Regions from separate parts of the Homo sapiens genome. Here region 2 is linked to region 1. A link is an interaction called in ENCODE POLR2A ChIA-PET data of the cell type or tissue named here. Cell type or tissue: Panc1. All regions are shown on one strand. Region 1 overlaps PABPC1L (poly(A) binding protein cytoplasmic 1 like). Region 2 overlaps STK4 (serine/threonine kinase 4).

Region 1 (2,500 bases):
CACCTGCCTCAGCCTCCCAAAGTGCTAGGATTACAGGCGTGAGCCACTGTGCCCGGCCCTTTGGCTATCTGATGAAGCCTGTGGAACCCTTCTAAGAATATTTTTTAAAAACTTTTTTGAGACAGAGTCTCGCTCTATCACCCAGGCTGGAATGCAGTGGTGCCATCACAGCTCACTGCAGCCTCCAACTCCTGGCCTCAAGTGATCTCCTGTCTCAGCCTCCCAAGTAGCTGAGACTATAGGAGCACCACTATGCCTGGATAATTATTTTTTATATTACCCAGGCTGGTCTCAAACCCCTGGGCTCAAGCAATTCTTCCGCCTCTGCTTCCCAAAAATAGGCATGAGCCACCAAACCTGGCCCTAAGAATATTTTTAAATGCATAAAATAAGATTCTTAGGTGTACAAAAAAATCATACTGAAAAAATATAATGGTCAAAATACTAAAGTGAAAGCAGTATGTGCTTCTTTTATTATTTTTATTTTTATTTTTTTGAGACGAAGTCCCACTCTGTCGCCCAGACTGGAGCGCAGTGGCATGATCTTGGCTCACTACAACCTCTGCCTCCCAGGTTCAAGAACCTGGGTTCTGCCTCAACCTCCTGGGAAGCTGAGATTACAGGCACCCGCCACCATAACCAGCTAATTTTTGTATATTTTTAGTAGAGATGGGGTTTCACCATGTTGGCCAGGCTGGTCTCGAACTCCTGACCTCAGGTGATCTGCCCACCTTGGCCTCCCAAAGTGCTGGGATTACAGGCATAAGCCATTGCGCTCGGCTGAGATTAGCAATAATTAATGTGATATGAAAATATTTTCTTTTTCTTCATGACAAATTCATGGCTAATACTGCCAGGATTTTTTTGTTGTTGCCCATATTCATAATAGAAGGAAATGCTAATATGAAAATAAAGATGTCACTTTTTCCCCAATCCATGCAATTTCCCCCTAAATTGTATCCATGACCTACCTGAGGGGGATCCATGGACTCTCAGGTTAAGACCCCTCTACTGAAGGGTAGCAGAGTACAGTTTCAAAATTACTGATTAAGAGCGTGGGCTCACCAGGAGTTCAAGCCCAGCCGGGGCAACAGGATGAGACCTCATCTTTACAAAAAATGAACAAAATTAGGCATGGTGGTGCTTGTCTGCAGTCCCAGCTACTTGGGAGACTGAGTTGAGAGGATCACTTGAGGCTGAGAGGTTGAGGGTGCAGTTGAGCTGAGATTGCACCACTGCACTCCAGCCTGAGTGACAGAGTGAGATCCTGACTCAAAAAAAAAAAAAAAAAAAAAGAAAAAAAAAAAGGAAAAAAAGAAGATTTTAAAAATAACTCTAGTCCTTATGGGCTGTATGAGCCAGGCCGGTGTCTTCACCCTAAAAAAAGGTTAAAAACCCAGGGCCAGGTGTGGTGGCTCCTGCCTGTAATCCCTGCACCTTGGGAGACCTAGGTAGGAGGATCTCTTGAGACCAGCCTGGGCAACATAGTGATTGCTGATCTCTACAAACTTAAAAAAAAAAATTAGCTGGGTGTGGTGGCATGTACCTATAGCCCTAACTACTTGAGAGGCTGAGGCAGGAGGATCCCTGGAGCCCGGGAGTTTGAGGCTGCAGTGAGCTATGATCATACCACTGCACTCCAGCCTGGATGACAGAGTGAGACCCCATCTCTTTAAAAAACAAACAAATAAACAAAAAGACAAACCCTAAATGCCATGTGGGTTGGATCCTGGAAGAGAAAAAGAATATTAGGGGAAAAAAGAGTGAAATTCCAGTGAAGTCTGGAGTTCAGTTAATAGCATTGTAGTTAATAGGAGCTAATGGTATAAAATAGTTAATAGCATTGCACCAGTGTTAATTTTGTAGTTTTGAAAAATGTACCATGTTCACATTGGGGGAAACTGGGTGAAAGATATACAGCAGGCCAGGCATGGTGGCTCACGCCTGTAATCCCAGCACTTTGGGAGGCTGAGGCAGGCAGATCACTTGAGGTCAGGAGTTTGAGACCAGCCTGGCCAACATGGTGAAACCCTCTCTCTACTGAAAATACAAAAATTAGCCAGGTGTGGTGGCACACGCCTGTAGTCCCATCTACCCAGGAGGCTAAGGCAGGAGAATTGCTTGAACCCGGGAGGCTGAGGTTGCAGTTAGCCGAGATCGTGCCACTCCACTCTAGCCTGAGTGACAGAGTGAAACTATGTCTCAAAAAAAAAAAAAAAGATATATAGCAACCCTCTGTACTGTTTTTGTAACTTTTTCTGTAAATCTAAAGTTACTCCAAAGTAAAAAGGTTATTTTAACAAAAAGGCTAAGAACCTCTTCCCCAAATTCCTAAAGAACTTGGCTTGGTACTTAGCAGAGGCGATAGAAGCTTACCAGAACAATGTGTTGGGTTGAGTCCTGGCTAACGTATGAACCACAGGCTGAGTGACCCCAGACAAGTCACTCTTTCGAGTCTCTCTTATCCCGGCTGTAAAGTGGGAGCCGCGATGCCTCCCGC
Region 2 (2,500 bases), 65 kb after region 1:
CTGCCTCCCAAAGTATTGGGATTAGAGGTATAAGCCAGCACACCTGCTCTGTTGCTCAGGCTGGAGTGCAGTGGCATGATCATAGTTCACTGTAATCTTGAACTTCTGGGCTCAAGTGATCCTCCCACCTTAGCCTCCCAAGTAGCTAGGACTACAGGCATGTGCCACCATGCCTGGCTAATGTACTGTTTTTTTTTTGTTTGTTTTTTGTTTTTTGTTTTTGAGACAGTCTCGCTCTGTCACCTAGGCTAGAGGACAGTAGCGCAATCTTGGCTCACTGTAACCTTCACCTCCCAGGTTCAAGTGATTCTCGTGCTTCAGCCTCCCGAGTAGCTGGGATTACAGGTACCTGCTACCACACCCGGCTAATTTTTTGTACTTTTAGTAGAGACGGGATTTCGCTATGTTTCCCAGGCTGGTTTCGAACTCCTGAGCTCAGGCAATCTGCCCACCTCTGCCTCCCAAAGTGCTGGGATTATAGGCATGAGCCACCGTGCCTGACTGTCTAATGTACTTCTTTAAAGTATTCGTTGGGCTTTGTTTTTTATGTTTAAAATTTCAACTTATTTGAACTTATTTTGGTGAAAGTATAAGGTAGGCATTTAAGTGTAGAGTTCTACAAATGACTAGATTCCCAGTGCTTTTTTTTTTCATAATCTATTCTTTGCTTGCTGATTTTAAATGACATTTTAATCATAAATCATATGTATATGTGGTATATATAACAGGTTATTATATATACATATATATGATATATATGTACACACACACATACATATACACATATGCCATAGTGAACTTCTGGACTTTATATTTTTTATTGCTATGCTATTGTACTAATATAACTTTATAATACAAATCTAAGTGGGGTTAGTGTACACTCATTGCTCTTATTAATTTTCAAAAACTTTCTAGCTATCCAAGTAACCATTTCTAATTGAAATAATCCAGTGAAAACAATTTTGACTATCACCATTTGAAAACACCCTTGCAAATTTGAAGTTTCAGAGCTAAGGAAATGACTAAGCAGTAAGTTAGTTCCTGTGTTAGTTTTTTACATAGGACTGACAATGAGATTGATTTAAATGACCTGTCATTTGCTTCTGACTGGCATAGCCTAAATCACAGGCATTTCAGAAGGAATATCAGTGATGATGATCGGAAGTCCTTTTTCGTATTTAGTTCTGTTTAAAAATTCTTCTTTTGCTGGGCATTGTGGCTCATGCCTGTAATCCCAGCACTTCGGGAGGCCGAGGCAGGTGGATCACCTGAGGTCAGGAGTTTGAGACCAGCCTGGCCAATGTGGCGAGACCTTGTCTCTACTAAAAATACAAAAATTAGTCGGGCATGATGGTGGGCGCCTGTAATCCAAGCTACTTGGGAGACTCAGTCAGGAGAGTCGCTTGAACCCCAGGGGCGGAGGTTGCAGTGAGCCAAGATTGTGCCTCTTCACTCCAGCCTGGGCAGAAGATCAAAACTCTTTCTCAAAAAAAAAAAAAAAATCCTTCTTTTGCTAAAGCATAGGAACTGTAGGGAGGTTCTCTTTCAGTAGGGCCATGCCATCCTGAGAAAGTATGCAAGTGGTTATTTGCTGTAATGTGTACTGTATCCACATATTCTTCTTTAGCCCATAAACTAAGATATTTTGTATATTATTTTTTATATATCAAGTTTAAAATTTTTTTATTGCACATGTATGCTCATATAAACCTTCAGAATGTTACAGATGTATACAGGATAGACAGTAAAAATCTTTAGTGATTCTGCCTACTAGATATAATTAATGGTTTGGTGTGTATTACTCCAGATTTTTTGTGCTATGATATAACAGTGTTTCATATTATTGGTTATTGTTTTATTATTGTTATGATCATCATTATTATATATATTTTCCTTTTACAAAAACAGGGCTATATTATATATAATTGTACAACTTTTTTTTGCTTTGTAATGTATGTTGTGCATTTTTTTCATGCTAGGAAAAGGTATATATCTTCTTTTTTTTTTCTTTTTAATATGGTGTTTCAGTATATGGTTATTTATTATATTTAACTTACTATCTTTTGATGATCATTTGAGTTGTTTCCTTTTCCTCCTCATCTCCCCCATTACAGACATTTCTACAGTCTTTGTGCATATCGTTTGAGATACTTGAACATAAGATAGATTTCAAGAAATAGATTTGGATCAAAGGATATGAATATTTAAAAGTTGAATAAATATTGCCAACTTATGTACTAAAATGTACCAATTTATACTACAGTAACATTTTATTTCGGTGCCTGATTTTCTATGCTATTATCAGCATTAATTATTAATTTAAAATTTTTTGTCAGTCATTTTAGTTTTTGTTTTAATAATTGATTGAGAATCTTTTTGTGTTTCTTTGTCATTTGAATTTCTTCTATGCCTGCTTGATCATGCTCAGAGTATGGTTTTTATATGTATTTCAAGTACAAGGCATTTTTTTATTGTTGGAAAAGCCTCTTTTTCTCAGTAG

Evidence for each region. Peaks named below come from ENCODE experiments on the same cell type or tissue, not always from the same donor. Only the 100,000 strongest peaks of a DNase experiment are listed, where the experiment ranks them.
Region 2: POLR2A ChIA-PET joins it to region 1 with 13 read pairs; 5 of 35 experiments call an interaction of 5 or more read pairs at or near these places.

What each region holds. Positions count from the first base shown.
Region 1 is chr20:44,927,591-44,930,090 of GRCh38, forward strand. All of the region lies in intron 7 of PABPC1L (poly(A) binding protein cytoplasmic 1 like), which reads left to right. Among named protein-coding and RNA genes, the nearest start is that of PABPC1L, 19 kb to the left of the region's middle. In Panc1, no CTCF peak of the experiment used is centred here; no DNase peak of the experiment used is centred here.
Region 2 is chr20:44,992,493-44,994,992 of GRCh38, forward strand. The region is part of intron 5 of STK4 (serine/threonine kinase 4); the gene reads left to right. Among named protein-coding and RNA genes, the nearest start is that of STK4, 27 kb to the left of the region's middle. In Panc1, no CTCF peak of the experiment used is centred here; a DNase peak (open chromatin) is centred at 1,079.